Regions from separate parts of the Homo sapiens genome. Here region 1 is linked to region 2. Evidence: read pairs that join two places in POLR2A ChIA-PET (ENCODE). Cell type or tissue: Panc1. All regions are shown on one strand. Each heading gives the region's core, and the rest is flanking DNA. Links, peaks and the distances in the headings are about the cores only. Region 1 holds the start of ALDH1A3 (aldehyde dehydrogenase 1 family member A3). Region 2 overlaps LRRK1 (leucine rich repeat kinase 1).

Region 1 (16,457 bases), core at 4,424-12,423, 61 kb before region 2:
ACATAAATAGGTTTCCTCTCTGCTACATACATAACAGGCTTCCTGTCTGCCTAAACATGTTATAAGACATGATGTGCTTTATAGACGCTTTCTGATTACAGGGGAACCTCAAGAGTGCTGCCTGAGTAACTCTCATTACACAAAGACACAACTGCAAGAGGATCCCCAGGCATTCCCATGAGAACACAGATTCTGACAACCCCTCCATCCCCCACCTTGGTCTCCACCCCAGGACTCACAGCATGGCAAAAATCCAAGGGAAGATTCTTGGGTAACTAATGCTCCTTTACAGGGGGTCCCGGATGAAGGGCAGGGGGAAAGTCTTGTCACTGTGGGGCTAGGATAGATGAACCCAAGAGTGATTTGCCAAACGTGCACATACTCAAATCATTTTTCAAACATTTTGGGTTTGGCAAAATGCATGTTGCTAAGCCCCCTTTCCCGACAGTGGTATACCCATGTGAATTTCAAGGGAAATTCAATGTGTGTGTTTCTGATTCTCTTAGGCTTATCTCAGGACAATTATTTAGCAAGAACCACTTTGTGTCCAAGAATCTTCCTGAACCCTTTCTTTTGTAAGACCCCTTAAACAATTTTCCTTTTAACCAGGAAGTATGTTTTGTCTGGAGTAAATTGAACTGAAACCCCAAGAAGTGTGGTTCAAAATTCAGAATTCTTGAATTTTGAAGGAGATTGGAAAGTCTGCAAACAACTTCTCACATCACTGAGACTTGCCGGTGGTGGTATTGAGGGGTGTGAAGTATTATGAGCAAAATTCACTGATTATATGGAGTGACATTTTGTTTACTTTAAAACAAAGTCTGACTTCTTGCTGCCTGATTTGAGTGCTGGCCTGACCAAGTATCTTCCAGGTCTGGGTGACCCAGGGACTTTTTCAGTCACTCAATCTTTCTGAGTGTTGGTGCCTTCCTCAGTAGATGTGAGGACACAACTAACACCTATGAGCACCAGAGGATGGCAGCTCCACGGGGCTTTTGTACCAAAGAGATTCTCTTCCCTAGTAGGACCTCATCATCCAATGAATCAGTGAGCTTACTCCATTTATTCCATCCCAGAGCTAGTTTTTGTCTTTGTTTTTTAACATACTATAAACCTGAGCACAGCGCATCAAGGTTATTTGATTAAGGTCAAAATAACAGAGATGGTGATAAGAGTTTTATGTCTGTGCTGCTCCGTTTATACAAAAATGAGATCATTATTCCACTTGAGTTAAAATTTTGCTCTTCTTGTCATAGCGATGGCCAACAGCCAGCTATGCTGCTTAGGATTAAGTTGGCCACATATAACAGAAAACCCAAATGGTGGGCTTTAATAATATAGGGATTTTCCTTTTTCTCACATGAAAAAAAAATCCAAGAAAAAATATCCAGGGATGAAGGGCTGGTTCCAGGGCCATCAGGGACCCACGTTCTTCCTAAGTGTCTCTTCCAACTTCCTTACCATGGAACTTGCATTTCAGAATTGCATTATGGTTACATGATGGCTGCTGGAGACCCAGCTCTCATGTCTGTGTTCCAGGCAGCAGAAAGGAAGAAGAGCCTTTCAGCTGACTCAGTCCCATGTAAAGAGTTTCTTTGGTCCTGAACTCCTGGCCTCAAGTGATCCTCCCACTTCGACCTCCCAAAGTGCTGGGATTACAGGCATAAGCCACCATGCCTAAGAGCTTCTTTGGAAGCCCAAACCAAAAACTTCAGCTTATACTTCTGCAAGAGAGGCTGGGAAATATGTTTATCAAAGCCCACTACCACCCTCGATAACATGGGATTCCACTGGCAAGAAAGGAGAGAACTATTGGGTACTCAACCAACTCTCTCGACCTTACCCTCCATGTTCTCTCCTGGCTGGGCCACAACTCTCATCCACTGGAAGACAGACCAAGGGGAAATCTCTGGCAGCTGTGAACTGGCAGGCTGTGTGTGTGTGCATGTGTGTGTGTGCATGTGTGCATGCATGTGTATGTGTGTATGTGTGTGTGCATGTGTGTGTGGCTTCACTGGGGCCTGACCCACAAATACCATGATGTCTCTTTGCTTTTATGTAATGAGTTCTCCGTTGGCTTCTGCCTGGTCCAAGACTGATTTGCCTCAGCCTAACATTGTGTAGTGAAGGCCTTTCCCAGGGCCAGAAAGGACTGGCAGGGCTGGAGAGAAAGCAGCTGGTGGAGCTGTGTGGTGGGCTGGCAGCTCCTTTCTCTTCACCTTGTTTGGGTGTTATCAGCTCCTCTTTCTCCAACCTGGGGTGCTCCTGCCTCGATATCATCAATCACTGATGGAAACTCGCAGGGAAAAGATTTGTTTGTGTGTTCCTTGAGGACAGAACAATGTTGTAGTATTTGATGGGTCTTAATATACGGTGAGCTTCAAAGGTAAGTAGTTGCCTATTCTAGTCAGGTTGAGGCGATACCGAATGACTCACATGAAACATGGAATTGACTTCATTGATACCAGCAAGGAGGTGCTCACAGTGAAGTCAGCCCTCCCTCACCACAGGGGCACATGCCACCCCCATTTTGTAGCCAAAAAACCTGAAGTTAGGTCGCCTCCCTGAGTCACCCAAGCACTGGCCTGAGTGCTGCACAGTGGGGTGACCGGGCTTCCCTACATCAAAGAACTACCCTCAGCCCAGGGGCCTGGCTGTCTAGGAAGGGTTCAGAAGGCACACCCAAGACTCAGGCCCCTGCCTCAACTCCACAACACTGAGGGAGGTGAGTAGACTGGGTGGGAGGGGCAGCTCTGCAGCTGGCCAGAGGCTGCGGGGACACAAGGGGTACTCAGCAGACCTGGGCGTCTCTCCACAAGGCTCAGGTACCAGATCTGAAATAACATGAAACACAGTAGGGGGTTCATCAACGTCATCATCATTATTCACTACGTTTGCTTCAGACCTCAACATCACCCACAGATGATTATGGGTTTAGAAATGGAATGAGGTTGAACTTAGGGGGTGACCACCTGACTTCTGTTTTATCTTTGTCTTTTATTCATGCTTCTTTTTACTGAGTGGTCATCCGCAAACAAGCCTGCAACATGACATGTCTTGGACTCAGCTCATTTGATGCACCAACAAGACAAACAGCAGACAACGGCAGCACCACAGAGCTGGAAACAAAATGAATAAATACTTTTTCACAATGAAATGAGCAGAGGGACTGTTGACTTGGGGGGCTCCCGCAAGCCAGAGACAAGTGGGGGGAACTTGCTGACTTCCAAGAAGAAAAGCCAGCAAAGAGGAACCAGTCTCCAGGAAGAATATGAAAATGAAGAGCTGGTATGTAGGTAGCACTTCTTGAGAGCCTTATCTTGCTTAAGCCTCCCCAAACACTGTAAAGTAAGTGGGAAGGAGATTATGGAAAAGAACACTGAAGTTCAGAGAGATCAATATCCCATCCAAGGGTGCATAGCTGGGACTCAGTTCAGGGATGTGAGCAGAAGGGGCTGGGCCTCTGCCATCTCCGATGCTCAGGCACCTCATCACTGAACCAAACACCCAGCAACCCACTGTGAGCAAAAATAAATCTTCCTCCTTCCCGGCCCCTGTGGTCCCTGCCTCTGAGGCCACAGCTAGGAGATATGGTTCCTAGGAAAGGCACAACGAAAAGGGATACTCCCGCCATTTTTGACCTTCAAAGCCCTTCGTGTCTTCACTATGCCCTATGCAGCCCCAGTGACATGGGACCACCCTGGGTCATAGGTGCTCACCTGCTTGAAAGAATAGGTCAGAGGAATGTCAGAGAAGCCCCTCCTCCCTGCACTGCACCACCCACTCTCACACAGTCTGGCCTTAGTTTCTCGACCGATGGTGATGTCTGGGGCAAGTGTCTGCACGCCTCTGTTTACTCACCCGTAAAATGGGGAGAAGCGCATTTGCCTCCACCCCTCCTGCCGATGGGAGCAGAGGTAGAGCCTGCTTGTCTGGACAAGCCCAGAGCTAGGCCCATCCTCCTGACCTGCTCTCTGGGAGCCACCTACTGTGACAAAGTCTATGGCTGAGTGCTCCAGTCTGATCTCAGGCTCCCAGGATCACGTGGGTATCAAACGGAGGAGCTGCAGGTGAGCCAGTCGGCATCTTTGCAACTGGCTCCTGAGACCAGACGCCTCGGGTCACAAGGATGTCTGAGTGTGAGGTGAGGTGGCTTTCATTCCTGACTTCATAGCCAACAAAGTGGTGACTGTCTATCTTTGACCAAACAGGCTCGACTATCTTCCCTAAAGGAGCAGAGTTCTAAGCTCAACCCCATTTGCCTCCCCCATCAATCCAGCAATTATTTAATTAACACAGTTTCCTCTATAAATTTTATTTCAGATTTTTTTTTAAAATCCTGGCAGTGACATAATTTCAACCATCAAGGACCCCCGATAAAGTCTCAGGATGGGAGTTCAGTTTGTAAAGCATCTCTAGTTGCAGCTTCCTGGGGCCTGCTGCACACACTGGCCTTGGGCCCCTGGCCTCCATCCATGCAGGAGGGGTTTGTCACTACTCCCTGACGGTCCTCTTGGGCTCAGGCACCCAAACGCTAGGGCTCAGCACCCAGCCGGGGGCCGTGGCATAGCACATCTGCCCAGATGTTTTCAGGAGATCTGAGTGGGAGCCATGGGGCCAGCCAAGAGGGCAGGGAGCCCCGGATTTGCAGAAGCAGCTGAGGAAAGAGCTGGCATTGCTCAGACTCGCCAGTGTTAGCCAGCCGATATCGGTCAAGGCTGCCCCGCTCGAGGGTCCATTATCCCCTTTCCCCGGCCTCAGCTGTGCACTCCAGGCCATAACAGCACAAGACCTTTCCACAACCCCAGGGTAAGGGTCAGATGTGGGGTTTCCAAAAGCTTCAAAACTTACCCCTCTATCCAGCTCTATCCAGAAGGACACCAGGGGACAGAGAGATGGACACGGAGGCCTCAAAACAGGAAAATAAGGAGACCCCTCCCCATTGTTGATTACTTGGGGTTACCTACAGAAAGAGATGAACTGAAGGGGCTGAGCCTATCTGAGGATTAAAGCACAGCTTTTGTCAGGAGTCCGTGCCTCCGGTCTTTGTTCCAGCGACCTGAGGAATGGCATGCATCAGAAGCCGCTTCCGTGTCTCAGATGGGGCCTGGGTCAAGTCCTGGGAGTTGATGGAGCGTTTCCCAAATCGCAAAAGGAGAGGAGCTAGACTTACCTCCCCCTCCTGGGAAGTAATGCGCGACAAGAATTTAAACTCTTAAAACGATTAGCAGCAAAGGTCTCATGTGCTTTTTTTTAATTATCATTTTTTAATCGAGGTATAATTTATGCATTTAAAAAATCAGATCAATTGCCCCCCGGGCTCTGGGATGGAAGGCGGTGTGCGCCTGCGAAGGTCAGAGGCCCAGCGGCGCCAGGGCTCCTCGGCGGAGAGCCGCCCGGGTCCGGCGCTTTGCTTTCGCCTTCTGCCCCACCGCGGGCGAAGCCCCAGGGCCCCGGGGAGACTCCAGGCCGGCTGGGCCGGGGTGCGCCCGCCGGCTGTCCGCGCTCGGGCAGGGTGGGGCGCAGCGGGCGTCTGTCCTGCTAGCGGGGATCGGGCGGCTGGACCCAAGAGCAGGGCACGTGCGCAGCGACGCGGGGCGGCCCCGCCAGGAGCCCCGACCCGGGCGCGGCGCAGGGCCCGGCGGAGAGCGCGCATTCCCGAGCGCCGCGAGCCGGCCGAAGTCGGGCGAGCGCGCCGTGCGGCGGCTGGGAGTGGGCTGCATGTGCCGCGCGGGGAGCCCGCCCGACTTCGGGGAGGCAGCGGGGCGCCGTGGCCCCGCGGCTCAGCTCCCTGCCGGGTCGGGTGTCCCAGCCCTGCGACTTCCGGGGCCCGGCGGCTCCTCGGGGAGCTCGTCCACAGGCAGCCTCCGGGGCGAGAGAGCGCGCGGCGCGGGCGCCGGGACGGTCCGCGGCACGCGGGTGGAGCCGCCGGCGCTCGGGCTCCCGCAGGGGCGGCGGGCGGGGCGGGGTGAGGCGGGCCGGCCGCCCTCCCCTCTCCTCCCTCCCGCAGCCCGCCCTCCCTTCCTCCGGTCCCGCAGCCAATTAGGCGGCCCCCTCGGGCGGGAGGCGTGGGGCGCTGCATAAAGCGGCGGGGAGCTGCCACCCCGGGAGCGGGCTGCGCAGTGTCCGGGCCGAGCCGGTGCGCCGCAGACTAGGGCGCCTCGGGCCAGGGAGCGCGGAGGAGCCATGGCCACCGCTAACGGGGCCGTGGAAAACGGGCAGCCGGACAGGAAGCCGCCGGCCCTGCCGCGCCCCATCCGCAACCTGGAGGTCAAGTTCACCAAGGTGAGGCGGGCGCCCCTCCCACCCGACGGCCGCGGGCCCCTGCGCTGGGCAGCCAGACTCGGGGCGGCGGGGGCGAGGGAGCAGCGGGCCGGGGGTCCGCCGGGCGCCGCCGAGACCCGAGCCTCCCTGCCCGGGCGCGGCTCTCCAGAAACCGCACCTTTCGCGGGACGTCTCGGGCGGGATCGCAGGCGGCGGGGCTCGGCGCTGTGAGCCTCGAAGCCGGGAAACCGAGGCCGTCCAGCGCCCGCGCGGGGCCGGGCCGCCCGCATCCCTGCGAGGCCCCGACGTGTCCCTGCGCTGCCCGCTTTGATCGCGAGTGGAGGTGCGCGCCGCGTTGACTCGGAGCGCGCTGGTTTTGGGGAGCTCCCTCCCCAAAAACCCCTGCGATGATTTCCAGGGTGGACGAGTCTGGCTTTGAGAGGGTCGGAGGGTCCGAGAGCGCCAAGAGAGAGTCCGGGAGGCAGATGGCGGAGCTGCAGTTGGAAGACTGGGGAAGCGGGTCCTCCGAGCAAAGCGCAGCGGGCGCCTTCCGTGCTTAGTTTATACCCGGCTCAGCAGCAGAACGAGGAGGAGTAGGAAGGTGCTCGCTTACTGACGAAACCTCCCCGGAGCCCAGAGGTCCCGGTGTTTACACACAAGGCGCGCGCTCCGGAAGGTCGCAGACCTGGGCCTTTGGGAAGCGGTGGGTCGCGAGGCCGCAGAAGCGCACGGTTCTCTGCCTCCTCGCTCTGTGGGCTGGGAGGCTACAGCGTTGGCAGAACGGCGAGATTACCTGCCCGGGGCAGAAAGGAATAAAAGAAGATGGTGAGGCCTCCGAGGCCTCTGAGCTGGGGCTGAGGAGGGCCGAGAGACCCGGGTCCGGGAGCGCGACCCGATGGAGGACACCCCCAGGCTGTCTGGCGTGCGCGTCTGTCGTGGGCCGGTGCTGGGGCACTTTAGAGGCACAGGCCAGGCCGAGAGCCATTGCCTTAACTTTCCCCACCTTTGGCTTCTCTTGATTTTTGCTTTTACCCATAGCCCCCAACTCCAGCTGACACCGCACTTAGAGAATTTCCTCATCCGTTTTACTTTAAGAAGTAGCAATTATCTTTCTCAAAGAATTTTAATCAAGCGGAGAAAGTTGCAGGGCACTATGTGTGGCCTTCAGATTTGGGTCTCTTGGCACTTAATTCCCAATGTCGGCTGAGCCTCTGATCACAAGACATTTAAATTAACTGTTTTCAGAAGGCTCTGTAATCAACAAAGACACGTCGCTGTAAACTAAACGCTGGAAATTATTCTTAATGTAGTTTTATTTGTAATATCAGCTTCAGAGTGAAAATTCCAACACGAATTCTGGGAAGAGTGAAAATGGTACCCGAATTTTGTAAGACCCTAACCCCAGGTGCTTGGCTGCTGCTACTGATGGTTAAGTGGGGAGGTTGTTTGTTTTCTTTTGGTTGTACAGGATTTCAAAATACTGTATATAGAAACCAGACAGTAAATGTATTATGGTCCTTTTACTTTTTATGTTTTTGAGTCCTATCAGCAATCTGACCACATACAAAAAGTTTACCTCTTTCTCTATGATTTTTAGGACACTTTTAAAGTGTAGATGTAGCCCTTATGGAGACCTTAGACAATTCACAGAGCAATGGTTGCCTGTTGTCTTGGTGGGTGCGCAACCTTTGCCAGTTAAAGGGAACCAGTGCAGGAATGAGGCTGAGGGAAGCTGGTGGATCGGCCTGGAGTGCTGGGATCTTGAGTGGTCTCCCAGGCGATAAAGGCCCCAACTGCCTGACACCGGCTGCTGGCTCCTCACCCGTTGGGGGACTGTGCTGCTGCCTGCTCTGTCCTGGCTCCTGGCCCATCTCTGCAGAGACCTCCCCATAGCAGTTGTGGACCCAGGCAGCTTGTGTGGCTGAGGGTGGCCAACCAGTGCCCTGGCACAGTCCTCAGGGAGACTGGACTGGAGAGGCGGCCGAGAGTGAGGCCACCAAGAGTGCCTGCCGAGGGAAGGAGCGGGATAAACTGAAGTGCAGGACTGAGGCCCAGAGTGGGCGAGTGGCCCGGCAGGTGGGTGGCCTGGCAGGAGAGCAGACGGTGGAGCATGGGAGCCAGCAGTGGTCTGCTATTTTCCAAAATTGACTCATGGTGCTTCTCGATAATGGGGCACACACCAGAGTTGGTCCATCTGAGCCCTAGCCCCGGCAGTGCCATTTCCCAGGGTGGTCCAACTTTCAGGATGACTTTGTCAAAGCCCCTTCATTTGTCCTCACATGTTAACATTTCATTCTCTAGGGTCATGCTGTGTGATTCTGGAGAGCTGAGAGCCCCTCCAGGGTCCCCACACAGATCTCAGAGGATAGAAGTCCCTTCTAATTTAGAGGGCCTCTTTCTTTCCTTATAAAATTTCTTCCAGTAGCAGGGATTCTCTTCAAAGTTTTCTGATTTTTAAAACACCGGTTTTTATTATCTCTCTTATGAAAAATAAAATTCCCCCAAATCTCCTTTTCTGAAAACATATTCTTTTTGAGTTTAGCTGAGTGGCCTGTTGTCAGATGGAAGTTACGGGAAATCGGCATCAATAGGATTCACTTGTATGACTGTCATCTTCACCTCTGCCTGAGACACCTTACAGCTCCGTCCTGCTTCCATGTCATTCTGTTCCTTTTGTAAAATGTGAACCAGGTCTACAGCTCAATGTAGCTTAATGCTATACCTCTATAAGGTTTGTTGTATGCTAATCCACAAATCAAAGACAACAATTCCTTCTAGACCCTTTACCCTGATTTGGAGTTCAAAACAATACAGCCAGCATAATCAGTAGACCATATTTATATACCCTTTCCTTATATTTGTGCTTTTGTTTTGTTTTAATGGAGAGAAAAATCAACAGTAGAAACCACTTACAAGATTACTTACTACTGTAGTGTGGTATAAAGTAAAAGATTTTACAAAATTAAAAACATAGTGATGGGAAAATATGGTTAGAGTCAAACAGTCTGATTTTTTTTTAAGGTTGCTGGTTACAGATCAATGTCATGAACAAACAGTAATTTTTTTTGGAGGAGCATGCTTGGAGATGAAGTATAGCAGTATAGCAGACATCCGATCATTGTAATCTGTTTTCAGCCCCCTTATTTATATTCTCTTCTGCCACCTTCTCATTTTCCCTCCCCCTTGGAGTTGATACCAGGAAGGACCTAGAATCAGCAATTTTCACTGACAGTCTCTATTATCTAACCCACGAAATTTCATCTTTCTACAAATGGGCCCCTCTTCCTGGCTGCACTTTCCTCCCCGCACTAACTTAACTCTTCTTCCTCAGTTATTAATTTCTCGCTGTTACCAAGTGATGACTTGCTGGATGGCAAAAGTGAACTCTTGGATTTAGTTTCAGCTGGAAGAATAAACCTGTAATTGTAGCCTGGCCTTTTCCTGGTGCGCTTCCCTGGGGGCCTGGCCTCACATTGGAGACGCTAAGCTTCCAGAAGCCAGACAGGCAAATCCCAATGGTGACCGATGCTCTCAGTTCTGGATTCCAAACTGGGGGGCAGCTGGTCTCTGCTCACCTGCCCAGCCAGAGTCTGCCTCCTGTGCTTGGTCCCCAACCGACTCAGACCAGGCTTCCTCACTATGAGCTTCAGAGGTTTTTGTGGGTTTTTTTTTTTTTTAACATTCTATCAACTTTTAAGTTCTGGGGTACATGTGCAGGATGTGCAGGTTTGTTACATAGGTAAACATGTGCCATGGTGGTTTGCTGCATGGATCAACCCATCACCCAGGTATTAAGCCGGAGCTGTGGAGTTTATACAGGAAGCCCAATACAGAGAATGTAACCAAGACTCATGCTTAGGAGATGGCTGCCCTCTCTCATCTGTCATCACTGGGGAGTCAAATGTTTCAAATGAATCAATTTCACAATAATTGAAATTAGCCCTTGAGGGACGCAATTCTTCCTTTAAACAATTCAAAAAGAAGCAAAGTAAAGCTATGTATACCACATGCAGATAGATGTAAAAACGGAACCTGATGAACTAATTCTGTACTCAGAAATTACTGACGGCATTTTACTTGAGAGACATGCGTGTCAGCCATTTCTGCCACGGGGGTTCTTCTGATGCTGTGATAGGCTGTGATGAGGAAGCCATTCCAAGTTGGTGTAGCAGGAGTTTGTGTGTCTTCTGGCTGGGCAGCCGGGGACCTCCGTGCTGTCGGAATGTGTTTTGTATATTGTCTGTCATGTCTCTTCCTAGTTTTTTCCAAAAGCCCTCTCTTTTAATATGACATTAATAAGACAATTAGAACTTAGTGTAAACTAACAGTAAATAGTACATATGTTTCAGTGCATGGACTTCGTATGTTCTTCTTAGTCTGCTCATGATGTCTTTTGTCAAAAAAACTTTCATTCTCATCTGCATTCTGGATCATTGAGGTTCCCAGAAAAGTGATTTCTGCGGGTTATATAAACAGTTATTTGCGACATCTCTTAATGTAACCTGGAAAGTTTCTAACCCAGACATTTAACTTTGTACTTCAACGCTGGTTTATTATCAAGCTTCGGAGGTTTTTCTGGGTTTTTTTTTTTTTTTGACATTTTATCAACTTTTATTTTAAGTTCTAGGGTACATGTGCAGGATGTGCAGGTCTGTGACATAGGTAAACATGCGCCATGGTGGTTTGCTATGAAAATACACATTTTAAGGGGAATGTGCTGGGGAGGGACATGCTGATGTGCATTGGTGAAAACTGAAGGGCGATGGTGAGATCCTCCTCAAAGTGAGCTCCTTGGCAATCAATCTTGCTGAGTGTTGCCACTGAAAGGAGAAAGGGAGTGCTCGGTGCGTCCTTACCCTTCAGGGGCAGGCGGACTGCTTGGGACTTTTATGTATATAAACCTATTGACTCTTCCCCCAAAGTCTATTGGGGTATGAGATTCCATTCACAGCCTCTATTTAACCATTTAACTTAGCCATTCCTCTGTGAATCCATGTTATTGCTGAAGATAATAATAATAATTTAGAAAAAAATCTCTAAGTGACTATAGTTTTATTTGACCAAAACTTGAATTTCGAGTCTGTCCTAGTTGATCTGTTGGTCATGCAGTCCTGGGACTCTGTTCCCCTCCGGGTCTCATCTATAAGATGTCGAAGGGGAGAGGGAAGCAGCAGAGAGGAAGGTGGACAAGATGGATAAGACGTCACCTAAGGTCCTTAGCATGTTGAAATTATATGATTTTGATCTAAACCTAATTGGTTACACTTCCTTTCCTGGTTAGATATTTATCAACAATGAATGGCACGAATCCAAGAGTGGGAAAAAGTTTGCTACATGTAACCCTTCAACTCGGGAGCAAATATGTGAAGTGGAAGAAGGAGATAAGGTAAATACTTAAAATAAATTTGCTCTAAGTAATTCAATTATGGATGACCAAAGGATAAGGAAACGGTTCGGCTTAGCTATAAGACAGAACTGGCCTATCCTGGGGGCAGGGCCTGGGCTAGCTGCGTGAATTGGCATGTGGTTCTCAGACGTGTGGCACAGAATGGCATCAATTACCGATGATCCTCTGCAGAGAATCATTCTCCCTTGATAGATGTTTCTCCTACTATGAGGATGACCTCAGCTATCCTCATCATATGGCTAAAGGAAAGGTTTTCTTTTTTCTTTTTTTTTTTTTTTTATCAATTATTTGGACCTGGAGGCATTAAAGAATCTTTCCAGAAAGCATTTCCCGCTGGTGTGTTTCACGAAATGAAGCTTTCTGGCAGAAGACACTTTAGAAAAAAATAGACACTTTGAAGGAAAAAAAATAGTTGCTACCCGGGTGATGCGGGGATAGTTAACAATGTAACCACCAGATTTCTTTTCTCCTAGAAATTTACATGAGCATGGAAAGCGGTAACCTTTATCACTCTATTTGCAAGTGCAAGGTCTATATAGTAATACAGAAGCTAAGGGACTTCCGAATGTGTCCTTTATACATTGCAAGGCCATCAAATCTATTCTGAATGTCAGTGCAGAGGTAAAGCCCTTCCACTGAGGGCAGGGAGATGTAAATGTTTCCTTAGCTGCTGGAGTGCTGGACTGATGTTCTTGGTCAGCAAACTGATGACGTTGGAAGTGGATGCAGTGAAGGGCGTGTGCAGAGTAGGCTTGGATTTTATCTTGCCCATGAGTTTTTGTGACAGACGTGCAAATGCACACTGGCCCCACCTATACAGACCCCCCTCTGTGTGGCACCTCATGACAGTTAGGCTCTGCTAACAAAGAAAGTGGCACAGAGGAGCTCATAGAAAAATGTGAGGGCATTGGGGGGAAGCCATGACATGGAATGGGGTTTCCACTAGGAGACTCCCAAGTGCCCCGTACAGGTGCTAGGAGGAGAACGAGACCCTTGCCCTGGGCCTTGATTTCTCCCTTGGTCTGAGTGACTGTTCTGAGCCAGAGGCCACCACACCCTCTGCAGCTGGAAAGGTCCTGGCCTCCACCCCAGAGCCTGGGAGAAGAAATTCAGTGTCCCACATCTCCCCTGCCAAGCTTCTGCTCACCCCCAAGCCAGCTCTGGACACACAGAGACTCGGTAGAGTCACTCCTGACTGGTGTCCCACATCCACTCCCTGCTGTACCTTCCTAGAAAGAGAGAGGCATGGAGGGGCCTTCGAGATGAATGTGGCCCATTTTCCTGAGAAAAAGAGACAGTGACACTACTCTAAATGGCCCTCACTTCTTTCCTTTTAGAAAGAAGGTTCCGTTGTGATTATTCTATCAGTGCACAAAAGATCCAGTTCTGCTCCCATGGGGTGGGTGAGGCTGAAGGGAGAAAAACGGCCTTCATGCTCCTCCCTGTCTGCGAACTGTTCCACGATGGTCAGTTCTGCAATCCAGAAAGGAAGGAATTTCCCCATTCTCACTCTTGGACCACAAGTTCCCAGCTGGGATCAAATGCCAGGCAGACACTTCCCACCTGATCTGTGAACAGCAGGCTCGTGTGCGTTCACACTGAGGCAGCCAGTGGAAAGTCCTTCCGTACTTGGGTCCCTGAGAAAAATACTCTTTAGGAAATATTTTTAAATGCTTTTTATAATCAGAAACAAACATTGGTATTTGGCCACTGTAGAAATATTAAGATGTAAAGAAGAAAAAAAATCACTTGAACGCTCCCAGCCATTCAAGTGATTGAAAAACATGCTGCTGCTTGCAGCCTGTCTGCCAGCGGGACAATCTGCTGTTCTCTATAACTGATGGCCGTGGTCCCAAACTGCAGTCACGTCAAAAGATGACACCCAAACTGCAGTCACCTCAAAAGATGACACCCAAACTGCAGTCACGTCAAAAGATGACACCCAAACTGCAGTCACCTCAAAAGATGACACCCAAACTGCAGTCACCTCAAAAGATGACACCGAAACTGCAGTCACTTCAAAAGATGACACCCAAACTGCAGTCACGTCAAAAGATGACACCCAAACTGCAGTCACCTCAAAAGATGACACCCAAACTTCAGTCACGTCAAAAGATGACACCCAAACTGCAGTCACGTCAAAAGATGACAGTCTCTCTCTGTTGTTCTGGTCGCTCAGCCCGACGTGGACAAGGCTGTGGAGGCTGCACAGGTTGCCTTCCAGAGGGGCTCGCCATGGCGCCGGCTGGATGCCCTGAGTCGTGGGCGGCTGCTGCACCAGCTGGCTGACCTGGTGGAGAGGGACCGCGCCACCTTGGCCGTGAGTACATGCACTTGGGGGCCGGTGGGGGATGAGCCAGCCTCACTGAGGGTCCTGTCCACCATGGGGTATGGGAAAAAAGATCACGGTCCTGGTTTTGTGTGGTCGTGGGTCTGTTCCATCCTCTGAGACACGGCTCTCTGGCAATACTTGCAGGTGTTAATGCCTCTAGACTGAATCCCTTTCATTTTGAAGTCAGACTTTTGTCCTCTGCAGCTCAGCTTCTTGACCAAGTTGTTGTCTATAGGCAGTTGAGCTACATCAGTGGTCTCAGACTTGGGGCACTCACAGATTGGTGACCATGAGCTGGGCCATATCCTGGTACCACCTGTGTGTTTATGTACTTAACTTTTTTCTTTTTTGTATAAACTTCCTTTTATTTATTTTATTTTATTTATTTTTTTGAGACAGAGTCTCCCTCTGTCACCCAGGCTGGAGTGCAGTGGCGCGATCTCGGCTCACTGCAGCCTCTGCCTCCCAGGTTAAAATGATTCTCTTGCCTCAGCCTCCTGAGTAGCTGGGACTACAGGTGCCTGCCACCATGCCCGGCTAATTTTTATATTTGTAACAGAGACAGGGTTTCATCATGTTGGCCAGGTCTTGAACTCCTGGTCTCGAACTCCTGGCCTCAGGTGATCTACCGGCCTTGGCCTCCCAAAGTGCTGGGATTACAGATGTGAGCCACTGCACCCAGCCTTAACTCCCTTTTAAACTTAAGTTTAATCTCATCCTAAGAAACAATATTCATGAAATCACAGGTTTGATGTGCTAATTTTATTTTTCTAATACTTACCAAAATAAATGCCACCACTTAACATAGAAAAAATTGTTCCCATGTGACCTAAAATCATTCCTCAGTCACCCCTGAACTGGCTAGTAGCGAGCATATGTGGAGCGGTGGTGAGGGCAGGATAGCCTGGTTATAGGAAACCTCAGAATAGGAAAGACCTGGGTTCAAATCCCCACTCTGCCACTTACTAGCTGTGTGACTTTGGACAAGTTGTGAAACCTCTCTGAGATTTATTTCTTCATGTAAAATGTCACCGATAATGATAACTCAGTGGTGTAAGAATGATCTATTTAAGATTCTAGGCAGAGTCCCTGGCAGGCAGTAAGCACTAAATAGATGACAGCTATCATTAATAATAGCAGTTATCATAATGAGGTCATGTGAAGACCCATTTTCTAACCTCACCTACATGCACTGCTGGCCAGTAATTTCTAGATACCCTAGGTGGGGATATTGATGGAGCATACCCCATGAGGCTGAGCTGCCAAGGCATTCATCAGTTGTAAGTCCATTTTTTAGCAGGATCCTCAGACCCTCCTCTGGTCATGAGGGAGTGATCAGAGGACATCTCAGGGCCACGTTGGGCCATGAGGTCCTTTGCATCCTGTCCTTGCCCATCTCAGCCTCTTGTTTTTAAAAGTTGTTCCAAACCTTGAGGCCCGGTTGTAGGGGAGGAGATCTCCTTTCTGGCCTTTGATTTGGAAAAATGGTTTTTCTGATGTCGGGAACAAGCAGTAGGGTAGCCACTGTTTAAAGGAGGGTGTCAGCCAGGACACGGAAATTGCTGTTGCCCCTGAATGTGTTTCTCAGGGTGGAGGAACTCTCAGGCCGTACTCTTGGGTGCATTTCCCTAAGGGTGCATCCACACAGAAACTCGAGCTCCCCTTCCTTCCTTCCCAGTCAGCCCGGCCAGTCCACATGTTCCCCGGGTGAGAGTAGCTCCCTCCCAGGGTAAGCGCTTCTCTCTGAGGAGCCTCTGGTTTCTTCCTGCAACGTAAGCCAGCGTCAACCCTCAAGCTGCCAAACTGGCTTTTTCAAAAACATTTCTGTTTTCACCCGGCATGAGCTCATCGGTCGGCAATGTCCGTGTGGACTAATAGCAGGCTAGAGAGGATGTGCCCTGGGCACCCCCCGCCCTGAACCCTGTCCTTAAGTGTCAGTATCATCTTAGGAGCAGAGGCTACAAAGCCACCTTCATCTTCAGGCTGCCCCATTGTCCTGGCACGACTGTGTTTTGATAGCAGACAGCTTTGGAGGATCTCAGAATGCAAACCCAGCAAATCACTTCTGCCACTGGCACCTCGCAGCCCACGAGAAATAAGATCCAGCTCTTTGCCACAACATGAAAGGGACAAGAGAATTACTGGCAAACACGGTTTTTAAAACTCCAACCACATCACAGGAGAGCGCCCCTTGCTCTCCACCTCGATATGGTTTCCGTGCATGTTCATGGAGCGTGTTCTCTTGCCGGCTCAGTGGTTTGACAGAGCTGGGTGTTTATTTCTGTGCTCAGTGTCTGGAAACAGATGTGGGGGATCCAGCGGCCCCTGGATGGCTTTCCTTTGCTGGGGCACCCAGGCCCCAACTCTGCTCTTTGGGCGCTCATTTTGGGAGCTCCCAAACGGAAGCCCTCCCTATCCACTCTCCTTTTCACCCCAAGTGCCATTTCTGGGTCC
Region 2 (12,734 bases), core at 4,699-12,698:
ACCATTCTTAGGCATCCACTTGTGGAGGACACTGTTCCAGATGCTGGGGACACAGCAGGAGTGTGGCCTCTGCCCTTACAGGGCTTCCAGTTGTAGCAGGAAAAGTAGACAGCAAAGAACAAGAGAGCTGAGCAAGGTAGCTCATGCCTGTAATCCCAGCACTCTGGGAGGCCAAGCAAGTGGATCACTTGACTTCAGGAGTTTGAGACCAGCCTGGCCAACATGGCAAAACCCCATCTCTACAAAAAAAAAAAAAAAAAAAAAAAAAATTAGCCGGTCGTGGAGGCACACACCTGTGGTCCCAGCTACTTGGGGGTGCTGAGGTGGGAGGATTGTTTGAGCCTAGGAGGCAGAGACTGCAGTGAGCAGAGATCACACCACTGCATTTCAGCCTGGGTGACACAGCAAGAAACTGTCTCAAAAAAAAAAAAAAAAAAAAGGAAGGAAGAAGAAAACCAGAGAGTGATGCTCAATGAAGCATTAGAGTAAGATCATGTACAAAAGAGGCACAGTGTGGCCATTTTGATTTATTATTAGGTAAGACATTGATGTTGAATCTCAGGTCTGCTCAGTTGACCAGAAGGAGGCAGCCACAGGAAGGCTGGGAAGAAGAGGGTTTATTGAACATACTGAAAATAACAGAGAATGATCTGCTCAGCCCTCCCTCTTGTGCCTGGTCTTAGTCCTACACTCCAGGCTATGTCAGAGCCTGCTATGGTCAGGGCTCTGGGAAGCCAGGAAAATGTCCTCATGATGTTTCTATTCCAGCAGGGGAAACACAGTAAATAAACCTGCACTCTACTGTCAGGAGTGAACAGGGCCATGACAGAAATCAACCAGGTTGCAGGGATGGAGAGTGACAGGCATAGGGCACTACTGCTGGTCAGAGATCAGGGAAGGTGTCTGGGGGGAGGTGGCATTTACACAGAATGAAGTGAATGGAATCAGGTCAGTCCTGTAAAGGAGCTGGGGAAATGGTGCTCCTGGCAAGGCATCAGTGAGTGCAAAGGCTGGGCAGCGGGAATGAGCTCGGTAGGTTTGACTGACCGCAAGATGGCCTGTGCAGTTGGGGCAGAGTGAGAGAAGCACCAAATGGGGCTGGAGAGGTAAAGCCTTCACAGCAGGAGTGTAGATTTTGTTCCAAGGCTGATGGACACATCTGAGGAGCTGCATGGTTTTATTTAGGGAATTAGAAGGCTATTGCCAGAGCCCTGGAGAGAAGGCACCAGGAGGGCCAGGATGGTGGGGTAGCAGTGGGAGGAAGAGAATGCACTGGGAATAGGTCTCAAAATAAAGCTATCAGGACTTGTGTGGGTATCCACACACAAGTATGTAACAAACCACCCTATCACTTGCTGGCTTAAAAGAACAACGAATGATCATTTCCCAGGTTTCTGTGGGTCAGGAATCTAGGCAGGGCCCAGCTGGTGGTTCTTCTTGCTTCACTCCCATGTCTGGCCCCTCCGTGCTCCTCCACATGACTTCTCTCTCTTCCACACACCTTCTCATCCACCGCATGTCTAGCCCAAGCTTCTTTACAGCCTACTGCCGAATTCTTGGAGTTTAGCAGCAGAAGCCTCTAGGCCTCCCAAGGCATAGGCCTAGACCTGGTACAGCATCACTTCGGCCACTACCTGTGGGTCAAAACAAGTCAAAGGCCAGTCCAGATTTAGGCCGGCACAGGAAATAGACTCTACCTCCTGGTGAGAGGAGCAGGCTTTGATACGGGTTAGGTGAGTGACGAGTAAAGGAAGGAGGGATCAAAGATGTACCCATCACTCAGATTTAACCAACATTCGTTATTTTGTCATTTTTGCTACAAAGAAAATATTTTAAGAAGTCAAACCTTACAGGTACAGCCAGAACGCCTTTGGATCTCTCCCTGATCACTGCTCTCCTTCAACTCCAGGGGTAGCCATTATTCTGAAGTTAGTCTGAACCCTTTATGGCTGTATGTGTGTGTGTGTCTGTAAATACATGGTATCATTTCTGCCTTGCCAGGTGGATTCCCCCTGGGCTACCATCTATTGCGCAGGGGTTGGCATGAACTCCACAATGTCATCCACTGAGATTAGGGAATAGGCTTTATTAAGAGAAAGAAAATCACAAAGCCTGAATCTGCAAGATGGCATGGCATGTGGCCCCCAGCCTCTCCTTTAACAAGAAGCTATGCCAGGGCATCTACTGGATAGGGCTGGATGGGGCTGGGTTCTACTCCAGCCAAGGGTCCAGCCTGGGTCTTCCCTCTCAGAGCCCAGCCTGTCAATAGCATGCTAGCTGTGGGTGCTGGCTGCTTCTATGGGGCAACTTGGGGTCTGTGGGATGTGCAGTCCTCTATGATGAGCCACTAGACCCATGGGAAACTGAGCTTGGGTGCTATCACTTCAGCTGGGAGAAGGAGGCATCTCAGCTGGCTCATTGTCCAGCTGTGGTAGGGATGGGGTAACCAGAGTCCTGTTTTGTCAATCCTGCTCCTTTCAGAACAGTTTCCATACTAAAAATGTTGGATTAAATATTTTCATACTATGCCAGTCTTTTTGCATCTTGCTTCTTCAACCAACATAAGTTTGATAATATAAGTATGTCCTATATTTTCCAAGAAGCAGAATACATCACTTTGCCTATAAAACCATACAGGCCTGGTGCTTTTTAATGGGTAGATGTCTCACTATTGATTCTCTGTCTTTAAAGGTTATAGGTTTATGTAAATGTTCTATTTCTTCTTGAGTTATTTTATGCAATACAATTTTTAGATAGTTATCCATTTAATCTAGATTTTCGAATATTTTAGCATGAAGTTGATAATGGTTCAGGATTTTAAAATATATTTTTAAACTATCTTATTCATTTTTAATAGATGAATCATATACTTACACACAATTTAAAAGAAGTACAAAAGGGAATACAATAAAAAGTACCCATTCCCGCCCCCTACCCAAACTTACTACCAATTGCCGTCTCTTCCAAAGAATCAGGGCTACTATTTAGTTCCCCTTTTTTATTGGCCTCAGAAACCACAGTTTTTAGGCCTGGACTCAAAATGGCACATTTTTCTCTTTTCATAAGTCTTTAGCTACGTGGAACTTTAAAATGTTATATTTTTGTCTTAGATTTCTTTTTTTAAAATGTTTATTTATTTATTTATTATTTTATTTTATTTATTTATTTTGAGGCGGAGTCTCACTCTGTCCCCCAGGCTGGAGTGCAGTGGCGCGATCTCAGCTCACTGCAAGCTCTGCCTCCCAGGTTGATGCCATTCTCCTGCCTCCACCTCCCAAGCAGCTGGGACTACAGGCGCCCGCCACCACGCCCGGCTAATTTTTTTGTATTTTTAGTAGAGACGGGGTTTCACCGTGTTAGCCAGGATGGTCTCGATCTCCTGACCTCGTGATCCGCCCGTCTCGGCCTCCCAAAGTGCTGGGATTACCGGCGTGAGCCACTGCGCCCAGCCTATTTATTTCTTTATTTATTTACTTACTTACTTAGAGACAGGGTCTCACTCTGTCACCCAAGCAGGAGTGCAGTGGCGACCTCTCGGCTCACTACAGCCTTGACAGCCTGGGCTTTAGCGATCCTCCTACCTCATCCTCCTAAGTAGCTGGGACTACAGGCGCACACCACCATGCTTGGCTAATTTTTGTATTTTTTTTTTTTTTGTAGAGATGGGGGTTCACCATGTTGCCCAGGTTGGTCTCGAACTCCTGAGCTCAAGCAATCCACTTGCCTCAGCCTCCCAAGGTGCTGGGATTACAGATGTGAGCCACCACACCCGGCCACTTTTTAAAATTTTTTATTACAGAAACTTTTGAACACAGTACACAAGTAGAGAGAATATTAAAATGCACCCCTTTGTACCCATTACCCAATTTCAGTAATTATCACACATGGGCAATCTTTTTTTTAACCCTCTTGTTTTTAGTTGACATGTAATAATTGTGCTTGTCTATGGGATACAGAGTGATACTTGGATACATGTATACAATGTGTAATGATCAAATAAGGATAATTAGCATATCTATCACCGCAAACATTTTTCATTTCTTGGTGTTGGGAACATGCAAAAGCCACTCTTCTAGCTTTTTGAAAACAGACCACAAACTATTGTTAACTCGATTCCCCCTCCAGTGCTCTGGTGCACTGGAACTTACTCCTCCCATGCAGGTAACCCACCTTCTGCCATCCTCCCTCCTTCCCCCACATGGCCAATCTGCATCCATGTAAACCCCCTTCTCTCTCTTTCCAGATGATTTAGAACCCAATTCCATACTTATAGCTTAAGAAGTCTAGAAAAGAAAAAACAAAATACATTTAACATACGTTTAAATGTATGTTTAAAAGTGTATGTTAATGTATGCCCACAATAGCATGCTGTTGACAGGCTAGGCTTCTGAGAGGGGAGACCCAGGCTGGACCCTTGGCTGGAGAGGGCCGGGTGTGGTGGCTCATGCCTGTAATCCTAGGACTTTAGGAGGCTGAGGTGGGTGGATCACCTGAGGTCAGGAGTTTGGGACCAACCTGACTAACATGGAGAAACCCCATCTCTACTAAAAATACAAAAAACTAGCGAGGCATGGTGGCGGGCACCTGTAATCCCAGCTACTCGGGAGACTGAGACAGGAGAATCGCTTGAACCCAGGAGATGGACGTTACAGTGAGCCCAGATCATGCCATTGCACTCCAGCCTGGGCAACAAGAGTGAAACTCCATCTCAAAATAAATAAAAAAGTCAAAATATCAAATATCTAGTCAGTGTTCAAATGTCCTGCATTGTCTCTGTTTTTATCACTGGTTTGTTTGGGGCAGGTTTGTTGAGTCAGTGCCCTTGCATGCTGGGACATGGGACAGTACAGTTCCTAAGTCTCTTAATTTCTATCTTTCTCCCTCAATTTCTTTTTCATTGCAGTTTCTTTTGTTGATAAAGCCATATTGTTTGTCCTTTGCAATTTTCCACAGTCTGGATTTTTGGCAATTGCATTTCTATGTGTGGCCTGACATGTTCCCACCTTCCCTATGTTTTTGTAGATCCAGAGGCCTGATTAGATTTAGTAAGATGTTTTGGCAAAAATGCCCAATAGATGGTGGGTTCTTCCTCCTGCATCACCTAGTCACAGAATGTCTAATTGTCTCTCTCTGATGTTTAGAGTTTTTTAATGATTTTCAGTGGTGTCAGCGCAATCACTCTTTATAAACGTCCTAATGGTTTTTCGACTTTTCACACAATGGTTTTATCAGTCATTGATGGTTGCTTAGATCAATTATTTAATTTGAGGTTGCAAAGTGGTGTTATTTTAAGTCTATCTTACCTTCTTCATTTATCAGCTGAAAGTGATCTCTAAAGAAGAAATTTCTTCCATTAACTCTGTGGTACCCTGAGTTACAGTTTGTACAGCAAAGTCGGGGTAAATAGTTGGGTTTTTTTCTCTTAGTTTTCTTATTCATTCTACTGAAAATAAGTCAATTCCCTAGCACCTTTTGAAGGCGGCCAATGAAGGTGGGGTTTTTTTTCCTTAGTATCATTATGAACTCATGAATTTTAATTTATTTGATTCTTGATGCTAACGCTGTTCCTCTTTTGCCAGTAGGCCCCCTGAGTAGGTTCCTCTATCTTTTGGCATGACCCCAGAAGTCTTTGATAACTTCCTTGCTTTCTGATGTGACAAGACATCCAGGGCCAGATTGTCCATATCCTGCCCCGGATGCACGATGCACTGTTTCTCCAAGAATCCCTGTGTCCTTTGCTGATGATGCCATGATTTTAAGTTCTCTAATATAGTTTTATCTCTTTGTTTCAGATAATGCTTTTGTGTTCTCACATGTCCTGCTCTCTCTCTCTCTCTCATTTTGTTGTTGATCAGTCTTTCCATAAGATTGTTTATTTCACTAGTCCTTCATTCTTCTTTTTTCTAAATTTACTCTTCTTGACTAGTATCCTGTCACTTCTGAGGACTCATATTTTTGCAACTTGAAAATTATTCTTATTTATTTAAGTATATGTTTCTGAAACTCTCATTAGACACATTTTGAAAAACTTCAAAAAATATCTTCAATGTCTCTCACTCTTTTATCTCTGCTCCCGGCCTCCTTGTCTTTTGGTGCTGCATCCTCCTCTTGGTCTTCCAGATTCCTGATTTGTCCTTCAACGGTGTCTCTGCTCTGCAGCTCACCCACTGTGCTTCACAGTGCAACTCTTCTCGTTTTAATTCCCAAGAGTTTTAGTTGATTCTTGTTTGTGGATGCTGCATCCTCCTGTTTCTCTCCAAGACATCAGTAATATTTATTCTGAATTCATTCTCGCTCTGCTAACATTAATTCTGTGTAGAGAGGGGCCCTGGAGGTGCTGGAAAGCTGGAGCCTGAGATTCTGCTTAGGGAAGCTCCCATGCTAACTCAGTCTTTTCCTCCAAGATAAGGATGAACAGTTGACAATACCAAGCTGTGTTGTGAATCAGGAAAGCCCAAAGCTGTCTTATCTCAGTGACTGTGTGATTTGTGTAGGTTTGCCCCGAACAGTAATGTGAGGATGCAGCAAGATGTGCAGGCCCTCTGACCTGGCTAGACCCTGCCTTGCAGAGACATTGTCACTGTCAGCTGCTCACTTCCTCCTGGGGACTCTGAGGCCCAAGGGGGACAGTGGTGAAATATGACACAGCTTCTCCCCTAGGTGATCAGACTGCTTCCAATGAGCCTGTGCCCTTGGCTACATAAAGAGGAAACATAAATATTTTCTGTGTGTGTGTGTCTGTGTGTGTCTCTTTGTATGTGTGTCTGTGTGTCTGCATATCTATGTGTGTGTCTGTGTGTCTTTGTGCATGTGTGTTTCTGTGTGTGTCTGTATGTGTCTGTGTGTGTGTCTGTGTGTGTCTGTCTGTGTGTGTGTCTGTGTCTCTGTGTGTGTCCGTGTGTGTGTCTGTGTGTGTCTATGTGTGTGTGTCTGTGTGTGTGTGTCTGTGTCTCTGTGTGTGTCTTTGTGTGTGTGTGTGTGTGCCTGTATGTGTGTGTCTGTGTCTCTGTGTGTGTCTGTGTGTGTCTCTGTGTGTGTGTGTGTCTGTGTGTGTGTGTGTGTCTGTGTGTGTCTATGTCTCTGTGTGTGTGTGTGTGTGTGTGTGTGTGTGTGTGTGTGTAAGGTGGGATGTCTCTTCCTGCTGATCGGTGGCCTGCCTGTGTGCTGGCTTGGTTAGAGGAGTTTCGTGCTTCTCTTTATGGCGCTGCTCTTCCTCAGATGCTTGCGGGTGCCTGGGTGGATGCTGACTGTTCTGCTCGGGATTCCCCGTAGCTGTCTGTGAACACAGCATTTGTCACAATAGCCTGCGAAGAGGAGGGCCAGGGGACTGTAGCAGGCTGCCTTGGGGACATCCAGAGCATGGCTTCCGGGTGGTGGGCTCCGTGTGCCTCCTGGGAGTTGCCCAGCACACTTTCTCTTTAGCCCACATCGAGTGTAGACCCATCAGTCCCAGGCTGCCTGGCACAAGCTGGAGAGGGGCCAGATCCACAGGAGTCTGCCCACTATGGCTCCCCACTCCTCCCAGTCGCCCTGCTGGTGACCTGGGGACCCTCTTGCTTCCCATGTCCCCCAGCAGCCTCGGAGCTCTCCCAAGCCTTCTCCACCTCACGCACAGTGGATTCCGGTCTTCTCAGGTCACTTCTTTTCCCATGCTAATAAGGCTTGTTGATATTTGTAATAATTTCTAAGGATTTGGAGCAGGAGGTGGTGGCTGCAGCCGGGCTCAGCCTACTGTCTTGATCTCATCTTCCAGCGTCTCCTGGGCATCTCCAAGGTGTGCACTTGCAGGAAATACTGAGTGAGAATGTCAAGAACCGGCTCTACAGTCGGAAGGAACCGGGTTCAAATCCTGATGCTTCCACAGCTAGTCCTATCTGTGACAGGGGCAGGGTTAGAATCTGTTTGCGGAATGGTTAGCACCATACTAAGTGCACATGCTAGGCAGACCCTCAAAAAAAATGGCCTGTTCTTTTTCTCTTTCTCTGTTGGGCAAATTATGTAGCCTCAACTGGACTCTATTTCTATTAGGGAAAATGATAATAATATTACAATGATTAAAAAGTAGGGTCCTTACAAAATGGTGAGTCCGATTTTATTTGGCTCTAAGCTAGAGAAGGCATGGCTCACAGTTATGGAAGACATGGATTTAAAATGTGGCCAGTCTTCATTTCCAAATGTGTGTACACGAAAGTGTGATGACCCTCAAATCTAATCATCAAAATTAAAGCTGTTTAATTAACATTTTAAATTAAAATGTTTCAATTAAAGTCCAAATCTTTCCTTGCCTTATCTTCAGAATGCTTTTTCTTTTCTTTTTTTTCCAAATTACAAAACCTGTATGTCTCACTGAAGAAAACTGGTACAGTGTGAAGTTCGACAATTCACGGAGTAAGCAAGGCTGACGATGGGTGCCCGGAGTCCCCCTCTGGTTCTGTTGGTAGCAGCCTTGGGTCCTCATGAGGCCTCTCTGCTCACAGTGGGCGGGTGGGGTGTGCACTCACCCGGAGACGGCCTCCATGTCCATGCTGAACAACTCCCAGGGTTCTCCATCCGCCAGTGCTTACTGATCAACCCGTAGTGCTGGCCATCCCTTTTCAACAAGTTTGGAAGGTGCTTTTTTCCCGGTTTTCACAGAGTAACTCAGAAGTGACTTAATAAAAATATGCACAAACTGTCTTGGTATGTTCCAAATTGGGATCTTATATAAAGACTCCTGGGCCTAAGGCAACAGTCTATGTAAAGTGAATTATTTCACTTTCTTAAAATAGGGACAAGATGGCCTGCCTTTCCTTCAAGTGTAATTTTAATCTTTCTGTTTTACTCCAAGGGGGTGTAACAGCTTGCTGAGTCATTGTTTTCTGCCTTTTTAATAAAAATTAATTCAGTGATTTAGAGTGGAAATTCTGCCCCCTCCCTTGGGCAAGTCACTGACTCTCTGGGGACCTCTTTCTTTATCTGTAAGCAGAGCTAATACTAGCATCTGATGGGGTTAAATGAATTAACCTAAGTGTTTCCTTTGAATATTTACTCACTGCCTTTACAAAATAATGTTTCTATTCTCACTTTCTCCCCCAAATTTCTACAAAACAACAAATTTCTATCTTTGTTGTTATTGCCATATGATTTCTAAAAATTTAAATAAACAAGCAGTAGCTTTAGGAAGTTACAAAGATAAACTATCAGAAACTTACTGAATTGGATCTTAGATAATGTCCCTTTTTACTTGGTTCTTTTTTTTTTTTTAAGCTAAAAATAAGTTTAGTTCCTCCTCAGTTCTTGGCATTTTTGTGATCATTTGTTTGCAAGTGATCGTATCTTTTTTTTTTTTTTGTCACTCAGGCAGGAGTGCGATGGTGTGATCTCGGCTCACTGCAACATCCGCCTCCTGGGTTCAAGCGATTCTCCTGCCTCAGCCTCCCAAGCAGCTGGGATTACAGGCGCCCACCAGTATGCCCAGCTAATTTTTGTATTTTTGGTAGAGACAGGGTTTCACCATGTTAGTCAGGCTGGTCTCGAACTCCTGACCTCAGGTGACCTGCCCACCTCGGCCTCCCAAAGTGCTGGGATTACAGGTGTGAGCCACCACACCCGGTCGTGATCCCTTATCTTAAATGTTCAGCCTCCAGCCATTCATAATGAATGCCTTGAACACAGGTCAGAGAAAAATCATGAAGCGGGGCTGTTAGTGAGGTTTGGGTGGGCATGGGGCCTCACAGTGGGGCCCAGACATTCTCAGAGTGTTTCAGTTGCTGAGGAATCATGGAGCTTCTTGCTTTAATATCAGGATATTGCTCATGAAAAAAAGGAGGAGACCTATTGTTGTTCAGCCAGAGCTTGTACTAAATGGAAGTAGTTTGCACCATACACAAGCAGGCTTCTCCATCCAGGAAAAAGATCTGTGACTGCAACAACCACAGCGCAGCATTGATCTAACTCAGCTATGCACCAAAAACCCAGCTGCAGAGCAGTGCAGCACCCAGGAAATGTTAACTCTCGCTGCAGACTGAGGATCTTCTCAGAGTTTGTATCTTAGGTCGAAGGGGTGGGGTAGGCAAGCTTTCACTTCTGTTCAGCATTATCTTTTACAAGGATGGGTTTGTGGCATTTGCTTTAACCTTTCGGAGGCTACACTGTAATCACTCACTGGGTTCACCTCAAATCCTCACATGATAGACACCAGCCTACAATTCTACCAGCTACGGAGGACTCCTGATCTTGGCTTTTTTGCTTCTATTTTGTGTGCTTGCTTTTGTGTTTGGAAGGCAGATGGCAGTCCTAGTATTGAGACAAATCAGCTGGAGTCAATTTCTGTTGTTTGAACTTGAGGGTATATATCTCAGCCTGGAAGACATGCAGAGGAAAAGGAAGAAAACATGACCTCATATTTGTTCCCTTGCCAATATGTTAAAACTTTAGTTGTTTGAAAATGTCATACGGTCTTATGGTTCAAAAATCATAAGTATCGATCTACAATCCTGAGATTCTTACATCCTTCCAGAATCTTTTTTATAAGTAAAGAAGCAAAACAAAGATAGAGTCTGATTTTTCCCCTCTTTTACACAAAATGTAGCTGATCGCAGATGCTGTTCTGTGCCTTGCCTGTTTCTTTCACACATTAAGGGTGTCATTGGCCTCCTTTTAGTCAACTGCATAGTGTTCTGTGACATGGATGCAACTCAGTTATACAGGCGGTCTCCTCTTCACGGGCATTTGGGCGATTCCTAACATGTGCTGTAACAAATAATGCCAGATGTCTGTTCCCATGTATAGAAGCTCATCTATACAACACATTCCCAAAGTGATGGGTCACGGGGCATATATGCTTCGAAAAATCTGACAGATGTTGCTAAGCAGCCCTTCAGGAGAGTTTTTCCTGTTTATGCCCCAATCCCTGAAAACATGTGTGCGTGTCTGTTTCCCAGTGGCTGACAAGTATTTATTACCAAATGTTTGCTTTTTCCTAATGTGATATGTGAAAAATGGTACCTCAGCCTAGTTAGAATATGCACTTCTCTTACGATGAGTGTGACCAAGCATGTTTTAGCATGCGTAAGAAGTAGCTATATTTACTTTTTTAAAAACTATCTCTGCAGAGCCTCTTTTTTTTTTTTTTTTTTTTTTTTTTTTTTTGACAGAGTCTTGCTCTGTCACTCAGGCTGGAGTGCAATGGCACAACCTCGGCTCACTGCAACCTCCGCCTCCTGGGTTCAAATGATTATCCTGCCTCAGCCTCCCGAGTAGCTGGGATCACAGGCGCCCACCAACACACTGGCTAATTTTTGTATTTTTAGAAAAGAAGGGGTTTCACCATGTTGGCCAGGCTGGTCTCAAACTCCTAATCTCAGGTGATCCACCTGCCTCGGCTTCCCAAAGTGCTGGGATTACAGGCATGAGCCACAGTGCCCAGCCTTCATATTCTTTATTAATCAATTTTTGAGGAACTCTGATTTTCCTTATCAATTTCTAGGCGCTGTTAGTGTCGGCACGGTATCTATTCGTTGTTAACCTATAATTAGATGCTCTATCAAGATCTATCTAAGAACACAGAAAACTGAAATGAAAACTTTGAATATTCAAAGAGGCTATAGAGGAAATACGCTGCTTTTTTCTCTTAATTATTAAATGAATATGTTAAATATAAAATACTTAGGGGAAATAGCGGTAAATATATCAGGCCTACCTAAGAACACCTTAAACTCTTGACATAAAGGATATTTGAGTAAGAAAAATAACATATCATCTTCTTGTGTAGGAGGACTTAATATTGTAAATATATCAATTCTCCACAAATTGATCCTATCATTTAATGCATTCTCAATTAGAATACAAACAGGATTTCTTTTTGGAACATGGAAAAAGTATAATAAATTTTACCTAGAGAAATAAACCTATGAGAATACAGGAAAGTTCAGGTGGGGAGGGGATGGGGTGAGAGGAGGGGAGGAGATTAGTTGCAGCGTATGCTAAAATTTATTCCAATGCCACCATAATGACTGGGGTTGGAGACTAGCGAGACAATGCACAGAGAAAGCAATGGAACAGTGTGGCAATCTGAAAATAGGCCAAAATGCACATTGATTTTGCCTTGCTAGTTAGAATTATAATTAGTCCAGGAAAGGTTTATTTGGGAATAGCATAGGGGTAACATATTGCTTTCTCACTCCCACTCCAACATCATTTTCAGATGGATCAAATCTATAGCATGGATGCAACTCAGCTATACAGGCAGTCTCCTCTTCACGGGCATTTGGGCGATTCCTAATATGTGCTGTAACAAATAACGCTAGATGTCTTAAGCATAAAAATCAACACCACTAAAAGTCTAGGAAAATGATGAAACTAAACAGTTTTGGAGTAAAGGATATTTTTCTAAGCACAGCACCAAACCTAGACATCATAAATTTAGGAGAACTTGAATGAATGTTGAACAACATACCAATTAGAACTATTCAGTAGCAAAGCCCTTCTTAAGTGCCAGTCAACGAATAGGTAGAAAACTATTTTCAACACAGATTCCAAAGAGCTCTTTTCCTTCATTTGCAAAGAGCATTAACAAAAAGAACATTCCAATTTTCTTTCTTTCTTTTTTCTTTTTCTTTTTTTTTGAGACGGAGTCCTGCTCTGTCACCAGGCTGGAGTGCAGTGTCACGATCTCAGCTCACTGCAACCTCCGCCTCCCAGCTTCAAGCGATTCCTCTGCCTCAGCTGGGATTACAGGCCCGCACCACCATAAC

Evidence for each region. Peaks named below come from ENCODE experiments on the same cell type or tissue, not always from the same donor. Only the 100,000 strongest peaks of a DNase experiment are listed, where the experiment ranks them.
Region 1: POLR2A ChIA-PET joins it to region 2 with 7 read pairs; 1 of 35 experiments calls an interaction of 5 or more read pairs at or near these places.

What each region holds. Positions count from the first base shown.
Region 1 is chr15:100,873,722-100,890,178 of GRCh38, forward strand. ALDH1A3 (aldehyde dehydrogenase 1 family member A3) reads left to right here and starts at 6,110. Exons shown (of 13, transcript NM_000693.4): 1 at 6,110-6,285; 2 at 11,546-11,650; 3 at 13,851-13,991. The coding sequence starts at 6,187. It overlaps LOC124903575 (collagen alpha-1(I) chain-like), which reads right to left and starts at 6,082. Exons shown (of 1, transcript XM_047433433.1): 1 at 5,225-6,082. The coding sequence starts at 6,082. The coding sequence ends at 5,300. It overlaps GCAWKR (gastric cancer associated WDR5 and KAT2A binding lncRNA), which reads left to right. Exons shown (of 4, transcript NR_160703.1): 4 at 102-3,157. RefSeq lists a silencer at 6,031-6,150 and an enhancer at 6,642-7,156. In Panc1, for the core only: no CTCF peak of the experiment used is centred there; no DNase peak of the experiment used is centred there; H3K4me3 peaks cover 3,916 bases; H3K27ac peaks cover 3,778 bases.
Region 2 is chr15:100,934,384-100,947,117 of GRCh38, forward strand. All of the region lies in intron 2 of LRRK1 (leucine rich repeat kinase 1), which reads left to right. Among named protein-coding and RNA genes, the nearest start is that of LRRK1, 21 kb to the left of the region's middle. RefSeq lists enhancers at 7,155-7,294, 7,335-7,484. In Panc1, for the core only: no CTCF peak of the experiment used is centred there; no DNase peak of the experiment used is centred there; H3K27ac peaks cover 7,308 bases.